Regions from separate parts of the Homo sapiens genome. Here regions 2 and 3 are each linked to region 1. Evidence: read pairs that join two places in POLR2A ChIA-PET (ENCODE). Cell type or tissue: MCF 10A. All regions are shown on one strand.

What was found. Peaks named below come from ENCODE experiments on the same cell type or tissue, not always from the same donor. Only the 100,000 strongest peaks of a DNase experiment are listed, where the experiment ranks them.
Region 2: POLR2A ChIA-PET joins it to region 1 with 5 read pairs; 4 of 35 experiments call an interaction of 5 or more read pairs at or near these places.
Region 3: POLR2A ChIA-PET joins it to region 1 with 5 read pairs; 2 of 35 experiments call an interaction of 5 or more read pairs at or near these places.

The regions. Positions count from the first base shown.
Region 1 is chr5:59,763,902-59,771,901 of GRCh38, forward strand. The region is part of intron 1 of PDE4D (phosphodiesterase 4D); the gene reads right to left. Among named protein-coding and RNA genes, the nearest start is that of MIR582, 64 kb to the left of the region's middle. RefSeq lists enhancers at 3,841-5,040, 4,726-5,241. In MCF 10A, no CTCF peak of the experiment used is centred here; DNase peaks (open chromatin) are centred at 2,810, 4,130 and 4,760.
Region 2 is chr5:59,707,050-59,715,049 of GRCh38, forward strand. All of the region lies in intron 1 of PDE4D (phosphodiesterase 4D), which reads right to left. Among named protein-coding and RNA genes, the nearest start is that of MIR582, 7.3 kb to the left of the region's middle. RefSeq lists an enhancer at 2,053-2,785 and silencers at 2,914-3,208, 6,160-6,360. In MCF 10A, no CTCF peak of the experiment used is centred here; a DNase peak (open chromatin) is centred at 3,082.
Region 3 is chr5:59,593,489-59,601,488 of GRCh38, forward strand. All of the region lies in intron 1 of PDE4D (phosphodiesterase 4D), which reads right to left. Among named protein-coding and RNA genes, the nearest start is that of MIR582, 110 kb to the right of the region's middle. In MCF 10A, no CTCF peak of the experiment used is centred here; a DNase peak (open chromatin) is centred at 3,663.

The DNA.
Region 1 (8,000 bases):
TAAGCATTGAGAGTATCAGAGACAAGAGGCGCAATAGAAATCTGTTCCTTGAAGGAAGGAACGGATTACTTCCAGTTGGGAGAACTGGAGGAACCTTTTAGGAAAACCAGGAATTTGAAAGATGTATTTTTGCAGTGGGCAGAGAAGAGACACCAAACCCCACAGTTCTGCCTCAGTAGTATCTCTCATTTCTGCCTTCTCCTTTCCTACAGTAATAAAACTGACATACACTCGTTTCTTTCAACTCTTGTCTCTTCACTCTAATTCATCCACAAATGACTGACAGAGTAATCATCTAGAAATTTAAACATGATCCTAAAGGTTCATGCAGACCAAGGCTGGAATAATGGGCACAGAGTACATAATAAAAAAAATACTAGCTTATAATGACACCCACTAAGGGTCCAGCCCTGTGAAACCACTTAATTTATACATAATTGTACTTAATTAAACCACAACCCCCAATAGATACTATTCCCAGAAAACTGACTAACGGGGAAACTGAAGCACACGTTAAGTAACTTGACCAAAGTCACACAATTACTAAATGCAAAGTAAGAATTTAAGTTTAGTCTCTTTTCTAACTGCTTTGGTGCTGAGTGACATAGCACCTAGAGTATGCTGTCAATTCAGTAGCTATTCTTTAAATGGATCATGAAAACCCAAGAGAAGTCTAGATAAAAACTACCTGGTAAATATAGCATATAGAAATGAAATAACAGGATGTTTACTTAAGAAAAGAGAAGTCCCTTTTTTTTTTTTTTTTTTTTTGGTGACAGAGTCTTGCTCTGTCACCCAGGCTGGAGTGCAGTGGCACAATCATGGCTCACTGCAACCTCCGCCTCCTGAGTTCAAGTGATTCTCGTGCCTCAGCCTCCTGTGGAGCTGGGATTACAGGCACACATCACCATGCCTGGCTAATTTTTTGTATTTTTAGTAGAGACGGTGTTTCGCCATGTTGCCCAGGCTGGTCTCAAACTCCTGAGCTCAGGGACTCCGCCCTCCTCAGCCTCCCAAAGTGCTAGGATTATAGGCATGAGCCACCATGCTTAGCCCAAGAGAAGTCTTTTTTAAGAGCATGAGAACACTAAAATATTGATTAATGAATTTGTTTAGCAGACATTTATTAAGCTTCCACCATTGACCAGCCATCATGCCAAGCATGGGTATACCAAAATGAATGAATAGGGCCCTGGTTCTCTGGTGGGTTACTCCAAGCCACTTGCCTTAGGGCTTCATAATGGAAGGGAGCAAAAATTCAAGTTGTAGGATTCCCAAAGCAGATCTTGGATCCATGGATGATAGTTGCAGGGAAGGAGACTTCTACTGTTTAGAAGCAAGGTCTTTCCAATCAACAGCCCTATCAAACAACAGAAGTGCTTCTGTATAATCTTCATCAAGGAGGTTTGACGAGAGGTTCAAGGACTTGTTATTACAGATGTTATTCTAAGAATTCAACAATGGCATATGTTATTACAGATGTTATTCTAAGAATTCAACCATGGCATAGAGGGTAAATCAGATAGCCCTTAACATACTATATAACCAAGATAGATTAGCCACCAGCACTTTACCTTATGCCTTGGAACAGAGCTATGTTTCCCAGCCTCCTTTGCAGTTAGATGTGGCCATAGAACTGAGTTCCAGCCAGAAGAAAACGAGTATAAGTGACATGTGCACTTCCCGGCCTGTCTCATAAAAGTTCACACATACCATCCTCTTTCATGGTCTTTCTCCTGATTCATCTGAGCCTGGCAACCTTGGGAATCACATGTTGCAAATAATGGAACCACAGGATGGTAGAATTCCAGGTCCCTGAGGCACCCAGTGGCTAGGGCAGGCTGCCTCCCCACAAAAAGCAGAAGCAAGAAATAAAAATTCACTGTGTCAATCCAATGAGATTTGGAGACTATTTTGTAGAACAGCAAGATTATCTTAGCTAAAACAGATGTCTTCCAATATTATTGATTTATTCTACCATGGTATAAATTATTGGAAACCAACAAATGGTTCTTGCTCAACTTTGTAATAATTAGGTACAGAATAAACATGTTAGACTCAGTAGGTATTAAGTGTATGCATAGCGAATGGAGGGGAATACCAGGAGCAGGAAACTGTGAGGCAGAACACTGTACTAGCAACAAATTAGATACAAATATATTTATATTTATGTCAGAACAATTTGAAACATATTTTCAAAATTCTCCATAGTGCTTAGCACAAACTGTGAAAGCACAAATGAGATTTTTGTCAAAAGATGCCTGTGGATATTATGAACGTCTTGGGGCTCATTCAACCAATATGGAAAACTTGAGATACTCTTTCCAACTCCCTTGCCTGATAGTTTTAGTCCATAGGGGAAACTGCTTCCTTCTGAGTTACTGAAAATCGATACCATGATTTTTATTTCTGGTTTCCATTGCTCTCTTTATGCTTTTCTTACTGGGCTGTGACCTGATACACTAAAATGAAATATTGATAGAAATTGTGCTCATGAAGTTTTTCCAAACAGCACCAGAAAAGGAAGTGCCAGAAATGTCAGAAGAAAGCCTATTTTCATGGGATTTCCTGCCTTCCTTACATCCCGACATGTCTAAATAGTTCAGATAACCTCCAGCTGAACTCTAGGTTGCTCCACTCAGACTGAAATCAAACAGCTGAGTTGAGGGCCACTCATTCAGCAATGGGTGCAATTTAGGAACTGCAGTGATAAAGCAGCGCAACCAAAAGGGACACTGGACACGGAAATTCTGGTCCTGGCTCCGTAGGAACTCATGCCAGCTCTCCTGCTCTGGCACCCGATGCCTGGCCTTGAGCCAACCTTCTCCTTCAGTGCATCTCCCAGTGTTTATTCATGCCTTTCTTTTATTCACTGTTTGTTGCTCACAATTTTTTCCAAAAAGAAAATCTTCCTCAAAGAGAAGCCATCATTTCCCAATAACTGCTTTAAGACAGAAAAAGTCAATGTTTGTCTCACTCCTCTTATGGCCATTACATCTACCAAACTCAGAAATGCCATCTAGGTGTTAAAATCCTGGGGACAATAACACTTTCCCAGTCAGAGATCTAGCTACTTAAAACCAAATTTTTGAGGTTGGTCATGTCTTTGGGTGTGACATGGCTTTTATTTCCTTTGTCATTGACTTTCATCTATAACATCAATGCATTCCTGAGCACGGTCTTGTCACTGGTTTAGGTTTTAATTCCTTTTACTTTTTGCTGCTTTCCTCCTAAAAGCCTTGTTTCTGCTTTTTTTTTCCCTCCCATTGCTAACGTACATACTGTTTAGTTAGTTATGGCAAAACTGTAAAAAATTATTTAGTCATACAGTTTCTCAACTAACACACTCATTCTTTTTTGTTATGTTTTCTTTATCATAATTTATACTCATCTTATCAAAATGTAGATGTAATGTATAGAACCTACTACTACCTGAAATTATCTAAGTGTGTAACATAGACCCTAGTACTTGGACTCACTGATCAGAGTTTGGAATGGCCTCTACTCAGGCAGAAACTCCAAATACTCCAAATAAGCTCACATGATGGTCTGTTTTAATATTTGGGTTTTTCTTCTTTTTTTTTTTTCCAAGAGCAGGAAAAGATGAGGAATCCTCCAGAAAAATACATGGAAGCATATGCATGAAACAAATTCACCCATTATAAAGAAGATAAAAATATTCACAAAGAAAATAAAAAGATTGGCAAAATGTTCTAACAATCCAAATTCAAAGAACACAACAATACTACCAAGTACCAGCCTGCAACTTTCTGCGTAGAATTCCTAATCCCTTTCTTCTTTCCTTTGGAAAGGCATGTTTAAGATTATGAATACTGTATATCAAAGTCAGGAGTGAGGAAGGGCTTTATGAAGACACACCACCATTACACACACACTGTATGTGTCTCTGTCCAAGTGGGGATCATGCAGAAAACAGAGCAAACTATGATTTTCCTCCCCTCATTTCTGGTCCTTTCTTTCCTCAGCTGTTGGGGAAGCTGGCAGGGAAATTGGTTTAAGGAATCAAAGAAACGCCACTACGTACGTATGGGAATAAAACTGCATTCTTATTTGACATCTGGCATCCAATTTTCTTGTAGGAACTTGCAATAGGAATTGAACTTTGAGAACCACCCACCTCAACCACTCCTAGTACCAGTCTCCAGGATTCTTGCCCTGACTTGGACATTTGTGGGATTTATGGTTAAGGGAGATCACTTGGCCATAAATCCCCGGTGAGGAATGATGATGGTCCTCCCTCCCTACCCCCAAAATTAAAGGCGCGAGAGCAGGACTCCCTGAAGGGAAACGGCCACCATTTCTGCGAGGTCTGCGCAAACCTTACCATGTATGTGCCACCGTGAAACGCCGCTGTTTGGGGATGTTGCTGCTGAGAAGCATTCTGCGCAGAAGCCTGGGGGAATTTCTCGGAGAGATCACTGGAGAGAGCTTGGGAGAAACCGATTTCCTCGCTGTCTTGGACTTCTCATGCTGCAACAGGTTTTCTCGCAAGGATTTCACAAGGTCTTCGTTCAGCCACGGGTTTGGACAATGCGGATTATCCACTTCAGGTACTGTTAAAGTGTCCGGGCTTGTCTGCTGAGCCATTTTCCTGGTCAACTTTGTACAGCTGGCAAGAATCCAGGGCAACGTGGTTCCCTCGCTCACGGTCCCGGAAATGTCCAGGGAAGCAGGTCTGAGCCTGCTGCTGTTAGTGCATTCAGTCGCCTGCCTCAGTCTCTCTGTAGAGCCTGGGGCTGGGTGCAGAGGAGGCGAGCGCACTCCTCCGCGGAAGCGTATTAAACGTCACCCCTCCTCTCCCAAGCCCCTGCCAAAGATCACTGACAAGCTCGCATAGCAAATGAACAAGGAGGGAAAGCACCGCGCTCGCACGGCTTTGTCCGTGCTACAAAGCAGCCTGTTAAACTATTGGAACTAATGCGCCGCAGCTGCGCGAGTGACTTCTGCTGCTTATGTACATAAAAAGTCCTGGGGGGAGGGCTTAACCATCAGATGCCTGCTGCTGGGTTGTTTGGCTAGTCTTTCCATTTGCTTATTCCTGAATCCAAAGGAAAGAAAAACTTTGAACTTGACCTTCCTCTCCCGCAGGGCTATTTATCTCCCTACAGTCCACGTTCATAAAAGAAAAATGCCAATCCTTTGTTTTTTTCTCTCTTTTTTTTTTAATAAGGGAAGAATAAACAAGCACTAGCTACACAAGGAGAAATACTTCCCTGCTTACTAAACTCAATCTGATGAACCACATAAGACAAATCCCATGAGAATGAAATTGACTTTTTCTCCCTCTGTCTCTAGTTAGAACCCAAACAAACAAAAGGTTTCAAAATACTACACATGGAACGCTTTACAGGTTGCAGTTGTGTTCTACAACCTTATTAATTAGGGCCCTTTCAAAGAACTAACAACACTATTTAGACTCACAAATGATATGTTTTCTCTTTGCATTTAAACTAATGCCCCTCCAGAAGGACAGATAGTTTTCATAAGAGTAGTTTCAATTACTATTTGTGATATATACAATTTTATGTATTCAACTATAAGAGGGTGGAATACATCTAGCTTTTCGTGATTTCCTTTATTGCCTTTTAATGTAAGATTTTTATGTGTGATGAATAGAGCTTCAACAAACTTATTCAGAGAGCTTAAAAGAAATAATTTTGCAATTGGAAAAAAAGTAAAAATGTTGTAACAAGAAAGTATGAAGTAAAGCCTGTTAAATCTCATTTATGTGGACACTAGAAGTGCAGACATTAAACAGCATTGGAAAGAAACTCAAACCTTTGCATAGGGAAGTTCCCAGTAGCTTAGTGATGCTACAGACCATGTGGGATTGAAATCAAATCACATCTCTAACGATCTAGGAATATTTTATGTTTCTTAAAAACCCAATAACTTAGGGAGCTACAAAATGCATCCAGAAAAAAAAAAATGGAGACTGGAATGATTCTTTTTGTTTCCTATGATTACTATTAGGTCAATTTTAAAAGTTTATTCTGTTTCCCTGCCCCCCTGGTTGCTCCATTTTAAGTTCCAATTCCTTGTCTTTTAAATGTTTACAGAAAAGTGTACTCTGAGGTTCTATTCACAGAAGGACAGGGTCAACCACTTGGTCCATCTTTCCTGTTAGCATGCCCACAACAATTCAATGACACATAAGTGCTATGACTTCATCAAAAAATGTTAGACAAATATTTGAATTTGAAGAATCAGGATATGATTATTCTTATTCTCATAATTTTTACCAATATAAAAGTTTTTGTCACTTTACATCATTAAGTGGCAAGGTATGTGTGTGCATGTGTGTGTGTATTGTCTATATATATACTATATTTCTATACAGTGGGCTGAGGGACTGAACGGCCTTAGAAGTTGTGCAAAACAGGTGTGCAATGCTTGCCCTCAAGGAGCTTGTAACTTAATGGAAAGGATTGGACAATACTTAGAAAAACATACCAGAACAACTGGAAAATGAAATAGTCAGATGCAGAAAAGTACAATGAAAATGAAATGCGTATATGATGAGAAAACTCTGGGTAAAGTTTAAGAAGGGAAGGTTCAGAAATTAATGGAAAGAAAGAAAAGAAAGAAGTGCACTTTACGAGTAAAAACTAGAATGAACAAATGCAATTAAAAATGTATTTGTACATGTTTTTAGTTTTGTGCAAAACAAAACAAAACAAACGACAACAAAATTAAAGGCTCAGCAGTCTGTAGACACAAAGCCTGTTCAGGTTCAAAGAAATAAAAAATTCAGATGATAGGATAAGTGAGAAAAACTAATATGTATTAAACTGAAATGGCAAAAAAAAATATTTTAGAAAAAATCTCTAGTTTCTGAAGACTCAGTTCCATTCAACAAACATTTATGGGCATTTATTTTTTGCCAGACACTATAATGGGTGCTCTAGGATATTTAAAGATTAGCTTGGCCAGGTGTGGTGGCTCACACCTGTAATCTCATCACTTTGGGAGGCCAATGCAGGAAGATCACTTGAGCTCAGGAATTCAAGACTAGCCTGGGTAACATAGCAAGACCCCGTCTCTATAAAACATTAAAAAATAGCTGAGTGTGGTGGCATGCGTCTGCAGTCCCAGGCTACTCAGGAGGCTGAGATGGGAGGATTGCTTGAGCCTGGGAGGTTGAGGCAGCATTGAGCCATGATCATGCCACTGCACTCCAGACTGCATGACAGAGCGAGACCCAGCCTCAAAATAAATAAATAAATAAATAAATAAATAAATAAAAAGGTTAGCTTGATACTATGTCTCTATATCTGCCCTTGGGGAGCTTATAGCCTAATAGGATAGATGACAAGTGCAAAATGATTGACATGAAAAAGTGCAGCCCAAGTACCCAGACGAGATCTTGGAGGCTGGAGATATTTAAATGTCTGGCTCTAAGTAGAGAAAAGTGATTCTTAGTGACCAAGTAAAGGAAGAGATTATACTAAAAATGATATGGGCGACAGAGCGAGACTCCATCTCAAAAAGAAGGAAAGAAAGAAAAAGAAAAAGAAAGAAAGAAAGAAAGAAAGAAAGAAAGAAAGAAAGAAAGAAAGAAAGAGAGAGAGAGAGAGAAGAAAGAAAGAAAGAAAGAAAGAAAGAAAGAAAGAAAGAAAGAAAGAAAGAAAAGAAAGAATGATATGGGCAATAATAGGGAAATTCATTGAATGCAAGGGACTCTGGGTTCTAGTTCTTGCTTTTAGCCACCTTGTAGAAGAGCTTACAAAGAGTAAACTATTTACATGCTGATCTTCTCACAAATAGTATGCCATGTAGAATGTTCAGAGAGTCTGGGCACTTTGTTAATGATCACAATTAAGCTAAATAGTAGATATAACAATATTCTATTCAAAATGCATTGATCATTATGGTTAAACATGGACAAAAGCATTCTGCAGATCTCCCATTGCTTTGGTGTATGTTAAAGGATTTCAGTGTATTTGGTTGGTGCAAAAGTAATTACAGTTTTTGCCATT
Region 2 (8,000 bases), 57 kb before region 1:
TCTCAACCTTGTTAAAGAATTTCTTTTATATTTCTTGATAAAATAGTTTTTGTTACAGTTAGTAACATTATTTTAAAAACTGTACGTCTTCTTAGCTGTACACAGAAGTGAGACATCACTAACCAGAGATTTCAATATAAATATCTTCAAGTAAAAATGACATAGTACATGTTCAGAGATAGCAAATGGAAAAACAGTGGATTGATTTTTATAACTCTTCGTGAATAAATTCTTTAATGCAACAAACATTTATTGAATTACTGTTTTTCTTGGCACTGAGGGGAATAAAAAATGAGAAAATACAGTCTCTGCCTTTATGGAGCTCTCAGTCTTGTGGAAACTCATCCACAAGATGGTCACATGCATATGTTGGTCTAGTCCCAGGCCTTAACAAACTATGGCCCTCAGGCCACATCTAGCCCATAGCCTGTTTTTGAAATAAGATTTTTTTTAGGTTTTTATTTTTTTTGTTTTTGGTTCTGGGGTACATGCACGGGATGCACAGGTTTGTTACATAGGTAGATGTGTGCCACAGTGGTTGCTGAACCTATCAACCCATCACCTAGGTATTAAGACCAGCATGCATTAGCTACTTTTCCTAATACTTTCCCTCACTAAACCCCACTCCCTGACAGGCCCCAGTGTGTGTTGTTCCCCTCCCTGTGTCCATGTGATCTCATTGTTCAGCTCCCATTTATAAGTGAGAACATTCATCCACGTCCCTGCAAAGGACATTATCTCATTCCTTTTTATGGCTGCATGGTATCCCATGGTGTGTATGTACCACATTTTCTTCAACCAGTCTATCATTGATGGGCATTTGGGTTGATTCCATGCCTTGCTATTGTGAATAGTGCTGTAATGAACATACCTGTGTATGTATCTTTGTAACAGAATGATTTATATTCCTTTGAGTATATACTCAGTAATGTGATTGTTGGGTCAAATCCTATTTCTGGTTCTAGATCTTTGAGGAATCGCCATACAGTCTTCCATAATGGTTGAACTAATTTACATTCCCACCAGCAGTGTAAAAGCGTTCCTACTTCTCCACAACCTCACCAGCATCTGTTGTTTCTTGACTATTTAATAATGGCCATTCTGACTGGTGTGAGATGGTATCTCATTGTGGTTTTGATTTGCATTTCTCAAATGATCAGTGATGTTGAGCTTTTTTTTCATGTTTGTTGGCTGCATGAATGTCTTCTTTTGAGAAGTGTCTGTTCATGTCCTCTCAAACAAACCCCACAGCTAGTAGAAGACAAGATCCAGAACAGAACTGAAGGAGATAGACATGAAAAGCCCTTTGAAAAATCAAGGAATACAGGAGCTGATTTTTTGAAAAAATTAATAGATAGACTACTAGCTAGACTAATAAGGAAGAAAGAGAGAAGAATCAAACAGACATAATAAAAAATGATCTTCCATGTAAGACGCTTATCACAATGTCTAAGGGACAGAAAGCTGGGAGTCTATGGAGCTTATGAGAATAGGCTTTATGATAGTTGTGGCTCCTTGGTAACAAAAGCTTGCCAGTCAACAAAATTCAGTCCAAAATCTGCTTTCATTACTACATTAGACATGATGGCTTAGTTGTGGGAGAGGACACCTATGTACCTTATCCTCTTTCAATTAATGTAGACTATGATATTCACCAAAAAGACTCTGATAACCATGAAGGGTCAAATTAGCTATGTCAATTCATGATGATTAATTTGAACATAAATTATTAATTTTGATAAAGAGGTATTACCTAAGCTTTAATTAATGAACGTTCCACTTCTACTTAGGACGTGAAAGTCACCCTGAGTTTATGTCAATAGCATTGGCTGAAAAGTCTTAATTTCTCATCTGGCTTTTTTTTTTTTTTTAATCGAGGATATCCCTTCCTCCAACCCAAATATATTTTCAGCAACACTCATGCCAACCCTTATCTGATGTTGAGAAGCTGTGAATTTGATAGCAGAATCATAACATTTTAGACTTAAAAAGTGCTTTAAAGATCATCTACTTCTTCTACCCACTCAACTAATAGTTTTATACTTGAGGAAACAGAGTTGCATGGAAGTAAAGGAACTCGACTAAAATGATCAAGCTAGAGACTGAACCAGGATCAGAGCCCTTTCCCCTGCAGCCCCGGGAAAAAGAATTCATGTTGAGGAAATAAGGAAAAGTGTTTAATACTTTCAGCTAAGCATAAAATTCCTAAGAACTCTTCTCTATAAACAGAAAATCTAAACTCTCCAAAAGAATCGCACCCCCTTAGCTGTAACAAAGTCTCTGCAGTTATTTCACAGCTGAAAGCCAACTGACACTGATTCCTGGGTGGTTTCACTAAAATAGAATTTTCTGAAATGCAAACTCACCTCCCAAGGAAGAATATGAATTTGAAAGAGGAAAGGTGTTAGTGGCGCCAACAACTTGCTACCCTGCTGAGAAGCTTCCAGATAGCCAGAAACACAGCAGGGAGTAGCAAGAAACAGAAGTTACAGATGAAGCTGCTCTTTAGTCACAAACTTGTTTCTGACAGCTCTTGTTGAAAAACCTGGGGACAGCTGAACAGAAACGTTAGTCCAGAGGCAGCCTCAGGGCTCAAGTGCTCAAGGATCTCATCTCAGTGTAAATATTCCAACTTCCTCTCATCCTTCTCCTACTGAGGGGAGGAGGAGACCAAAGGGAGTAGACGATTTGAAGGCAGTTGCTAAATGAGAATCGCTGGGTGGTATGCAGAAAATAGCATGGTTAGCTTAGATCCTACAACCAGTTTTCAAAAATAAAGGAAGTAATAACCATTAGCATAATGAGAATACAAATCCCAAGTCTCCATTACTTTAGACAGAACTCTGCAGGAGACCACCTAAGGAAAATCTGGGGGAAAAGAAGTTTCCAATCAATTGCAGCAGATTTAACTGATTCCCTTCTGTGGGCACAGCATGGTATTGAGAGCTTTGGGGATTATTAGGGAAAGAGAGGACATGCTTTCTTTCCTTGAGAGATTCTGATTCTGGGTGAGACATGGTGACTATGTGCATCTGAATATGCTACAAGGATATAAACAATTATACAACGAACCAGAACTATGCTGGCTCAGTGCCCAGGGAAGTCGGAAGAATTCAAGTCAGGACCTTGAGTCAGGGATGAAACAGGAATGGTTTTATGAAGAAGTCAATTTTTCAGCTGAGTTTTATACATGAAAGGCCATCTCGTTTAGCCGAAAGTACAGGAAGGGCCTGTACTTAGCATGAGAGGCAGGAAAGCAAGAAAGCCTTTGTATAAAATATGGTGAAAGAATCAACAAAAGCTTCTGAAGCCTACATTTATATACAGAACTTATTCTTTATCCAAAATGTAATGTGGGGATTCATGAAGATGGCAGAACTCCAGTATTCTGCACATTAATAATGCAATGAGCATGTCTATGGCACTCTAATCCCTTAAAATTTCATTTGTAAAATAATTATCCTTGTTCTCATAACAGGGAAAATAAAATCCTAGGCTACAGTAACAAAATATATTATTTAACTTAATGTCAATGTTAAAAATAAAATAGTAAGAAACAGTCTGATATTATATTTCACAGTTATCAGGATTGTGATTGTAAATCCTATAAATGTCATATCCTGATTAACCTTTTAGGAGAAAAATACTCCATTGGTGTAGTTCTAACACTGTTTTTGAGATGAAGCAAAATTTCTCATCAATATTTCTATTCTGACTGTTTGGATATTTAAAAGTCATATAACCTAATTTCAATTATGTTATAAAGAATAGGGTTAACCAATAGCTACCACCTGAGGAGCACTGACTGAACCAGGCATACGGTAGGAATTTTACATGGTTTTATATGTGATACTAACAATAGCCTAATAAGGTACCATAACTCCATGTACATTTTACAGGGAAAGGAAGATGTGGAAAGTTGAATGAATGTGCCCTTGTTCACAATGCAGGCACTCCAAACCACAGCATATTAACCAATTTGACAATCACCTCTTAGAGGGTTCTCTATTGTCTTCTCTAATAGGACCTGCAGAGGAAAAGATACAAATTCCATTCTGCTTTACCTCTGCAGTAAGTATGGAAATGTATCTCACATTGTTTCTTATTCATGTCTTTTCAATCTGCCTATGTCTTCAGAGAATTCTTATCACTACATTGGGAAAATTTTCTGCAAGCTGACATATCACACTTCCAGGGAATTTTTGTTGATATAAGACCATTATTTTGTCCCAAGAGTTCTCATAATTGCCCTTAGTATAATCCCTTAAGTCTCTTTCCACTGCAGTATTTATCTTCTTTTAAAAATAATAGTTAAATAAAAATTAACAATGTAAATTAGCTAAAAAAATTAAAAAAAATAATATATCCATTCATTTATCTAGCCAGGCTGTAAATACTCCTCTGTTGCATAATCTTTCAATTCTTTCATCATACTTTCTTCTGCTCTCTTCACTCCCTTCAAATTGTCTGCATATTTTTTATCCACTAGGATTGAGTTTCTGTGGTTGAGGCTCTGCCTAAAAGCTAGTTGGGAATCACAATCAAAATGGATTGTTCATCATTTACTACAACCTAACTATAACTTCCTAGTTTTTGTCTAATACAAGATCTGCTCTTTATGCCTTCATCATTTCCAATGCCAAATTATTCCAGCGATTTTTAATTGGTAGCATATTATTAATACACTATGCATCTTCTTTTGTATATTATGATATATTACTTCTTGTTGACATCTCAACCAGAAAAAAATGGTTGAGGAAAATGCTTATAAAGGTTATATAATGTTCAGATCTTATTCATTAGCAACTCTCATGAAATTTTCTTTGGTAAGGAAAGGGAAACAGCCCAATGACATTTGTGCTTATTTGTGGATTTTACTTATCCATTCACTCTTTCATTAGCTCTCATATTTGACTACAATTTCCTTTGCCAATTACATTATAAAAATCAAGTACATTTCCTTCAGGCCTTTTCAAAGTTTTCCCCAGTGAGTTTTAATTTGACTTCTGATGCATGGACCTGCTTTGACAATATTTAAATAGAATATTTATACAAACTGATGCTTCTTTTCTACTCGTTTTAGAGTATATAAACTGATATCAGAAGGCTAAAATAACATCAAACAAAGTTATCCTAGAGCAGTCCATAAGTAAAGAATTATAATCTTCAGCTCCATCTCTCTCTACCATATTCATTACCTTTCCATAGTCTCATAATATTTTTCTAACCTTATGGTCTAAATGATCTCGTTCTGTCTGTCTATCCATTTGTCTGTCTCTTTCTCTCCCTCTGCAAATCAGATAACTACATTATACAAATATAAGAATAAAGGTTAATATTATTCATATATATATATATATATATATATATATATATATATTTAAGTTGTTTTATTCTAAGTTCTTTATGTTACTCATTAAAACCCCACCATTGTTACCAGGGATTTATAACAGATTTATTAGTCCACTGAATTTACCCAACATTGCTACCAGGGATTTATAACAGAGTTATTAGTCTACTGAATCTATTCTGCCAAAAAATGTGCTGATACAGATTCTGCCCAATGAGCATAAAGCTATTTTTAAAAATATAATAATTATAATAATATATCTATAATGTATATACGCTATAGGGTTAATAGGGTAAGTTTAATTTGCAAAACACCAAACACAAAATTAATTTCATAATTACTGAAACTAGAAGGCAAAGGTTCTGAGCAGGGGCCCAAGATTTATGTTTCAGGCATAATAACATTGGTGGACAAGGTTGTCACATTTCAGAGATGTGGTTATCATATCTCACATTTAAAGTTACAATTATTATAATGAAATAAATAAGGTTGACAACTGTTTAAAGAATTTTTGAGTGAATAGTCCAGTATAAATGTTTTACTATAACACTGGAATATTTAAAGTTACTTATCTAAGAATTTAAATTTCAACTGCTTTGGCATGGATATCATCATTCTGAGGTTAGAACTTCTGTGACATAAGCAACTATTTTAGGAATTTGACAGCATTAAAACAAAGTTAAATAGTACTGTTCAAACTGGATGCAAGAACTCACAGGAAAAAAAACAATAAGTGAACATTTGAGAAGATAGGCAACTTTGCTAGCAATTAGGAAAAAATAATTAAAACAATAGTGACAGACATACCTCATCTGACAGGCAAAAATTTTAAAAATCTGATTTAAGGAAAATGTATGCGCTGCAGTCAATAGGCTGAGGCAGACATCAGGTCCAGCATGACTCAGCAAGTTTGGAGTGCAGGTGCACAATTCTGCACATTATGTAACTACACCACGTAAGGCGCATTAGGTGATCACCCACATGAGCTTGTAACTGGCTCAGAGCCACTATTGTCTGTAAAAGGTATAACTACCGGACTGACACTGTACCTATGGTTTGCACCTACGGCTCACACTCAGACAGTAAAGGCACGTTGAAACTGTGCATGATTCCTCTAGTGTTTTTCCAGCTACCCACCACTCACCCACTGACTCCCCTCAGACCTCAGTTAGAACCTGACAATTGGCATCACGAACAGGATCCCAAGGTGGGCGAGCCTTTGGTCCCTGCTGATTCTGGGTTGGCAATGTGGCCACGACATGGGTTGTGGTACCTGGTCACAGCTGTGCTGCAAGGGTGAACTCTGTTGGAAACCTGGCCAGCAGTAGATGGGTACCCCACGAGCACGGAGAAAGCACTGAAGCAGCTGGAAGTGCAGAGCACCGAGAAGGAATGAGCCTTTGACAGCAGAGTTGGATGGGCATTTTTTCTGTGCTACAAGAAGTACACTCCCAATCCCTGAGGGATGCAGTGCAGGAAAGGGCCTTTTGGGCACAGGCAGGGTGCCTGGAGGCCCAGCTACACAGCTTAGAAAAAGAGTTAGAGGCTGCCATGAATGGGGATCTCCAGGTGCAGGTGGGGTGCCTGAAGGCCTGGCATAGGGTTGGAAAGGGAGTTAGAGGCTGTTGTGAATGCAGGCCTGGGTCCGTCATCTCAGCCAGAGACCCCTGCTTGGTCTGGGTCTGCACTGTAAAAAAGGGGAAGATGCCCCACCTGCAGAGCCTCCCCATCATGGAAGAAAAGGGGGCCCCAACAAGTGACCCACTCACAGATGTGGATAGATTTGACTTTGGCCAGGGTTGACTGAGAGAAAATCGATAAGCAGCCCAATGAAGTACTCTTAACTTTGTGGAGATAACTGTCTCAAGAGCAGCAATTCCAGGAAATGCAGAAGGGGAAGGAGGACATTGCTGTATGACCTGGTCCCACTCAGGTGCTTCAACTCAAAGACTACTTGCTGCAGCCAGGTGGAAATGTTGAGCTTTTTCTGTTTGATTAGGGAACTGGCTGAGGTGCCTGGCCTGGGGGGACACCAGACAAATAGAGGCCACATGTGAAATTAGCAATCCACTGGTCCTCCACCAACATACAGCAAGTGCTGGCACTGGTAAACACCAGCGCTGATATATTCTGGGGGTGGATGTTTTACATGGCCTGACAGCCATCCCATCTATTACAGATTTGATGGACCGCTTGATGATGGAATTTGGACAGTGCCACTATGTGGTGGACTTGATTAATGCATTTTCAATTAACATTGCTCTAGAGAGCCAGGAACAGTTCGCCTTCACGGGAAGGTGACAGTGGACTTTCATAGTGTTGCTGCAGGGATATATGCATAGCCCCATCATATGTCATGGTCTTATTGATAATATTATGTTAACCTCTGATTCTCTTGCAGATTTAGAAGCGGCAATGCTCCTCTTGCCTAGAATTAAGATAGTGTGGCTGAGACTGACTTCCTGGCAGCTAAATAGGCTATTCAGCAGGCACAAGCCCTATGGGTAGTTGACCAAGGGTGCTCATTTGAGTTGGATGTGCATGTGACCACAGATGGTTTTGGCTGGGGCCTGTGGCAGAGCATGGAGTGCTTGAGAACACCAGTAGGCTTTTGGTCCCAACTATGGAAAGAAGCTGAGCTCCAGTATTC
Region 3 (8,000 bases), 170 kb before region 1:
AGTAAAAAAGTAACATAATCCAGCTTTCAGTTCCTCACATAAGGAGCTTGGAAGTTGCCAATCTGTCCTAACAACAAAAAAGCTGAACAAACTGAAAAATCAACTCTTCTTAGATCCATAAGAGAAGTGAGGTCACAGGGCAAACTGCTGCCCAAACCACTGGTGAGATAGACAGTAGGCTATGGAGAATCACAACATACCGGAGCAGAAACCTCCAAGAGAACCAGTGCTGGGGTAGAAAAACCTCAACTATAATTGACAAATCGTTAGAGGCTGAGTGCAGGCAAGTCTGAAAGTTGAAAAACTCCAGAGGAACCCAGTAATAGGGAGGTCCCCACAATTCTGTGTGTTTTACCTCCAGGAGTGCTACCAAGTTCTCACAGTAAATATTGGAGAAAAATTCTCTCATGCTTCCAGCAAGAGAAGGGAAAAAGTACACATCTTTAAATCTGCTGAAGCTTGGTTCTTCCTGAGGAGAAACTAGTTAATCAGAGCCTAACCTGCTGGGGTTTTTTGTTCCATTTTGTTTTGTTATATTAGAGCCTCACTGACCTGGGGAAAGAAAAATGCCCAACTCCAGCCCACTCTAGCCTACCATCAAGGAGAAAGGAAATACTCAATTCCAGCCCACGTTAGCCATTCTCTCTCACCTATGGTATAAGAAAAAAAAAACCTGAAAAACACTTAGGAGATTCACAATCCAGAGGCCCAGGCTCACCAAAAGTCTGAAACCTAATTATGGAATGATAGAAAGCTTCCCCTCCACTGCCCCTTACCACACCACCACCCACATAACTTTTTTATTTTATTTATTTATTTATTTATTTATTTATTTATTTATTTATTTATTTGGCAGAGTTTCGTTCTTGTAGCTCAGGCTGGAATGCAGTGGCACAATCTTGGCTCACTGCAACTTCCGCCTCCCGGGTTCAAGCAATTCTCCTGCCTCAGCCTCCCCAGTAGCTAGGATTAGAGGTATGTGTCACCATGACTGGCTAATTTTCGTGTTTTCAGTAGAGATGAGGTTTTACCACATTGGCCATGCTGGTCTCAACCTCCTGACCTCAGGTGATCCACCTGCTTCCACCTCCCAAAGTGCTGGGATTACCAGGCATGAGCCACCATGCCTGGCCCACCCATATAACTTAAGGCCTATTTACAGGAGTTCCTTTTATCCAGTACATGCCCAGCTATGAAGAAAAAATTACAATGCATAGTTAAAGGCAAAGAACACAGTTTAAAGAGACAGAAGAGGCATCAGAACTAGACATGCCAGAGATGTTGGAATTATCCGTATGATACAAAAATGGAAGATATACATCAATATAAATTTGTGCAAACCCATAGAATATACAATACTAAGAGTAAATTCTAATGTAAGCTATATGTTTTAGAGATAATGATGTATCAATGTAGGTTCAATTGTAAAAAAAAATGTACCACTTTTGTGGGGGGGATATTGATAATGGGGTGGCTATGCATGTGTGGGGGTTGGAGTAAATGGAATATCTCTGGACCTTTCTGTGAATTTTGCTGTGAACCTAAAAATGCTTTAAAAAATAAAGTTTTTACAAAGTTACATGACAAGCATTAACATTTTATACCCAGAATATGTACAATTTTTATACAATTTCAAATTTATGGATGCTAAAATTGCTATTTGTAATGTCAATAGATTCCATTTTCTTTACAATTGCTTGAAGCAAAGATGTAATTTTATCAAGAATGTTTAACACATATTTTGACAATCTATTTATAAAATCTGAAACTTATCACATAGTTTCATTTTAACTAGATTCAATATCATTTAAAGTTTCTTTTTAAAGAGGAAACATTATTTCATTTAGGAAACCATGCAAGTTCAACATGGGAAATACAAAAATAAAATAAAATAAACACACAAGAAAGAAGCAAGTCATCCATAATTCCATTCCCAAAAGACAAGTCAGTATACTTCTTTCCAGTCTTCCTCCCCTCCAGGAATAGTGGGTTTACCACCGATTTTTATGTTGTTGTAAGAATATTTCACCGACCTCTGAATTTGGTAAAAAGTACTGCCTGGAAAAGAACTCTTTTATTTGCCAGATGGCACATGGTAAAGAAATTACCATGAAAATACTCAAACCTCTCCACTCTCACAGGTTTACTGGGGAAGGCAGTTCAATCAGATGGGGCTTACAAAAGTTATTATTCTCTTTAAAACTCTTGTGATGAATTTTTACCAGTAGATGATCTCAAGAGGGTATTCCTCTGGATGTTTCTATTCTTAACTCTTTAGTTTTGATCCACCTTTAGGTCTGCTTGTATATTTCTTTTTAAAAATCTTAAGTAGTATATCGCTGCATATACTACTACAGTAGTAGGACATAGTAGATGTATTGTATGGTCCAGGTAAAACTAAGAAATTATTCTTCCTACTTTTAGAATGGAATACAATGTGTGGTCCACCATATATATTGTCAATCTAATTTAACGCTTCTTTAATATTCTGCCAGTACTGGTTTTTAGTGCTTTTTAAAAATTATATATATATATATTTTTGCAGTGTTTTCAGTCACTTTAATAGGAAGCTGGAAGAGGCTGCATCAGAGGCTGCAGGTAAAATGCCATTTAAAATCCAAAGGCCCCATCCACCACTTCTAACCCATGCACATATATAATTACACATCATTGGCAGTTAACAGAGTTAGGTATAAAAGCAAATATGACTATGTTATTTACAAATACATATATTTGTATATATTTATAACATATGTATATTACATATATATATACAGACACATATATGAAACATTAAAAATGAAAATATTTCATTTAGAAAACCATGCAAGTTCAACACGAGAAATACAAAAAAAAAAAGAAACACACAAGGAAGACACATATACATGTATTTTTATTTCGGCATCTTGAATTGACTACGCAGAGACATTGCCACTCCATTTTTAAGTTATTTTTGAAATAGATGACTAAAGATTATCATCAGCATGTAGTGGGGTACATGCTCTAGGGGTAGTGGGGTTTTCTGGTCTGTTTTGTCCTTGGTATATCCTCTAATGCCTAGAATAGTATCTGGTGCATAATAAGGACTCAGAGTCCTTATTATCTTGACATTGACTTTGTTAAGTATTTTATTATCATAAATATTTAATAAATGAGTCTCTATACCAAACATGATTACTTATGTCTGCCTATGTTTCCTTCTAAAGACCTTGCCTTTCCTACACTTCACCATTATAAAATCTGATGGGAATAAGCATGATAACTTGACTCACTGACATCTGATTCATTTACTAGGCAGCAAATATTAATATTTGCTCTTTGGAATGTGAAATGTCCTAAGTGAAATTGAGACTCTAATCAGTTCAAGGTGGGGTTGAACCAAAATGTCCTGTAGACTCAGGGGCTGAAGTTACCATTTTGGGTTCAGTGCAAACTGATAACTAAAGAGACAGTGGCAATTACAGGGAGAAGGCAGGAAAGAACAGAAACACAGAGACAAAAAGAAATCGGTGATTGTATGGCCCCAAAGAGAGTAGCTGCCTTAATTTCAGTTTTCCTAATCCAATAGGCCCTGCTATACTTGTTTCTGTTAATTTCTGTATCTTCATAGTAACTATGTTCCCCCTTTTCTACAGGAGCTAGTCTGAGTCAGCTTCTTTTTTTGCAATCAACATTGTGATGAGTCATCATATAAGAAACCTTATGTTGCTATTCATAAATTATTTCCTTCCCTCCTGAAATAAAGTCATTTAAAATTAATGCTATATTGTAATATTGAATAGCTACAATGAATGAACTTGACATTGAATTAATGGTTACATGATCAAGTGGCTTAAATTAAAATGCACAGAGTGGCGTTAACAATGTATCTACATCTACATCCACATCTAGATGTTCTGGAGACTGTTCTTTTTCTCTGACTGACATCTATTACACTTCCAATCAAAATACTAGCTTCTCATTTTCTCGAACCCCTTTTCACAGTTTTCTTCATTAAATGTCAGTTTGTTTCAGATAAGGAGAGGTGAGAGAGAGAGAAAGAGAGAGAGAGAGAGATTTTGGAAAAAAAAGAAATACTGTGATATTTTTAGATTTATAGAGAGAATAATTTAGTACTCAAAAGGCAGAATTCCTTTTTAGGAAAAAAAGGATATTCAGATAAATTTTTTCAAATAATCATTTGAAAGCTTAAAAATATAAAAATGTATTTAAACTAGAACCCAATAATTTAGAATAATTAATAGTTTCAAAGTCACTGTAGTATAATTAAGTAGAATAATCTTTGCATTCAAGTGTAGAATAAATTCAAGGCTAGTTATTAAATACTAGTTGCCCATTGTGGACAGATGCCCTCTCATTCACCTAGCATTTTACACACTCTTCCTTGCTGTTTTTAACATTCTGACTCGAGGGTGAATCTATAATGCTGAGCACTTGAAACTTTTAACTCGCCTACCTCTCTCTATAATTGGCATATTCCATTCCTAAAAAAATCGCAATAGACTATATAAATCACTTAATAGGCACAACAAAGCAAAACATGAACAATACACGTCCCAAACTGATGAGACACAAAACTATTAATGTGAAACTGAATTGCCTAGCTCTGTATCTTATACTTTTCTCTCTGGGAAGCACATTTGAAATGTGGGAAATAATTCAATGGGGAATATAATGTGATTTTATCTGTTGTTTTTAGTTCCAAGATTTGTAAAATACATAAAGACACAAAAGAGCTTTAAAATTTTCCACAAAATAAAGTAGCAAACCTGATCAAATAGTAAATTCATTTTTAAGATTTCTCCTCTTTTCTCACTGACCCTCCCTTTCCCTTTAGATTAGCAATCAAACAGGGACTGGAGCAAAAATAAAAAGCAGGAAGTGGGCAACATAGCACATGACAAAAAAGGATTTTGTTGTCAGAATCCTCAGCACGTTTTATTGATGTTTGAAATTCCCAACTCATTTTCAAAATGAAAATGCTACAGGAAGCAGGAACAAAGTTAATGAAAATATAAATGCACTTTTCTCCTCGTCTTCCATAACCACTCACTGATTAGAGGCACAGTCCATTTGAGATGAGGCTGCTGCCTGTGTGTGTGGGAGGGTTGAATATTTTTTGCTCTGGGAGGAGCAACTGTGATAGCCCCAAATCCCTGACAGCCTCTCTTCATAGACTGCAGGTCTAGTGTGCAGGTGATAGTGCTAAACTCCCAGTCCAAGGGAGTCTAAAGGAGGAAGCCGTGAAGAAAAAGGAAAGTGAAACAGTGGACTAGGACAGAAGGACATTACTATTAATACTAATTTTCAGCCAGTGCAGTGGCTCACACATGTAATCCCGGTGCTTTGCAAGGCTGAGGCAAGAGGATCCTTTGAGCCCAGGAGTTCAAGGCTGCAGTGGGTGACAAAATGAAACCCTGTCTCTAGCAATATAAAAAATAAAAATCCTAACTTTCCCATTCCCCCCAGTGACCTGCTGTTTTCCACACCTTGAATGCACATCTCTTTTGGGATCCATTTGCTGGAGCAGAGGTGTTTTAAAGATCAGAAGCATATTTGCTAGGAGGCATAAATAATTTTCCCCTCAAATATTAGAGTAAGAAAGGGGAAGCACGCAAGAAAGATACAAATATGATATGGTATTGTCAAGGTAGTTAAAAATATTTGTAAATGGATATCAATATTGTAACATATTTGCTGAAAATGAGGACATGTAGTAGATAGCAAAATGCTGTTTTTTGCTTTTTCTTTTTTTTTTTTTGAGCTCTTGTTGCCCAGGCTGGAGTGCAATGGCGCAATCTTGGCTCACTGCAACCTCTGCCTCCCAGGTTTGAGTGATTCTGCTACCTTAGCCTCCCAAAGAGCTGGGATTACAGGCACCACCACCACACCCAGCTATTTTTATTTATTTATTTATTTTTTTTTTATTTTTAGTAGAGATGGAGTTTCACCATGTTGGCTAGGCTGGTCTTGAACTCCTGACCTCAGGTGATCCGCCCACCTTGGTCTCCCAAAGTGTAAAACACATTTTATTTGCTTTCAAACTGTCCCTTTAAACTTTATTTATAAAGAACATCTTATGACTTTTCTGGGTACTGTTAGGCAATAGAGACCTTTGCATTCATGCTAAACCATCATCTCAGACTCTATCCAGAAATTAGAATGTCCATTTCAAATTGTAACCCAAAACTCTAAACTTGATTGAACTTACATTTTCTCCCCTCTCCCAGCTGGGCCCACCACAGAGTCTCTGTGTGCAGTGGAGTAAGTGGGTGGCATTGAGACTGGGTTGCTCTTCCCCTTCCTTGGCTATCCAGGCTGGCTAGCCGTTGGTATTGACTCCTCTGGGATTGGAAGGCACAGAAAGTGGTGAGGAAAGGAAGAAAAGAGTTTTGTTTTGTTTTCCTGAATTAGTGCCATCGTAAGATGGCATCACATGTTGGAGACCTGGCAGATGTTGAAAGCTGCCTCTTTGTCTCATGGTACTTTTGTGGGTTCATAATTGGTATCCCTGCTGGGTCCTCTGGCTGCAACTCCTTTGACTCAAGCAAGAGCCTTGTTTTCCAATTGCTGCTGATTAACCAGCACCCCCATCAAGGCCTTGGTTTTCTAGTGGTTCCATCCCTACCAACTCTTGCTCTTGGAGCCAAACTGGCTTTCCCAGATGGTCCTCTTGGGAAGGACATCAAATGGCTGAAGGCCAGGTCTCTCTTTGAGCTTAATGTGAGTTAGATAACTGCAGCCCGCTTTAAGAGAGGGTAGGGTTGGACTCACGGCACTACTCAGTTCTCTCTCTCTTAAAAATATATCTTCACAAGTTCTTGCTCAGGCATGAAAGGGTGCATTTTCTGCCTTTGGTCCTGGTGTCTGGCTATGACTGTCCATCCTGTGTAAATGAGGAGAGTAAGTCTGAGCAAAAGGACAAAGTGCTAAGATGGCAAAGCAGAACCTGGGTGATGTGTTTGAACCTCTTAATAACCTACCCTGGAATAGCCTACCTTGAAAATTCATGTTATAAGACAGTACATTTTCCTCATTTGTTTTTGTTAAGCCATTAAGTTGGGGGCTCCAGACTTGCAACCAAAGGCATCTTAACTTAAGAAGTTTACCATAAATATTTATTATAACCCACACAAGGGGATGTCTCAGTAGGTAATCCAGTTAGACAGCAGAGGAAGTTTATGTTTCCTCACTTTTCTTCTTCTTTCCAAGTAGCTGGTGGGTGAGCTCATCTGCTACAAAACACACTTCAAAATAAGATCTTTAAGTTAATTTTCAAATTGAAATTGCTATTATTGAAACAACAGTTGTGATAGCACCTGCGATAACAAATGTAAATAAAAACAAATAAAAGCTATGCTCAATTTGTGGACCCATCATTTCTCAGTAGGCTTGGATCTCTAGAGTTCATGGGGAGACCCAAGAGGTTTCTAATATTACAATGTATTACCAATATCCAGGGCAACAATCACATTTCATCTTAGAAAATCAGAAGATGATGTATGTGCCAAAAACCTTTGGAAATTGAATTGTGCTTTATGCTGAATTCTGTTTGGAGGATCTAGCAAGGACCCATTTTACTGTTCCATCCTATGATGTGGGTGTGCTTATATTAAATCACTTTCAGAGAAACACTAGGTGACTAATTTGTGACAATGATATGTTTGCAGACTAACACATTCGTAAGAACAGCAGAATAATGAGCTAATTTGTAACGTACCAGATGGAATGTACTGAAAGCTAGTGGCCTAAGCTATCATAATTGTCCTTTATAATCCAAGAAGTCATTTCTAGTAATCTTGCTACCCACAACATTGTTTTTATATAAACAGGTCACAGTAGAACTAATCCTCTTCCCGTGAAGGCAGGCCTCTGTTATTTCAGTGTGCTTGCAACTGGGGAGCTGCTGCAGTGTGTGGTTCTGGTTTGCTTTTTTTTTTTTTAACTCCTATGTCTGAATGGCACCCTATAATGAGGGATCATTAATCTTAACTGTTCTG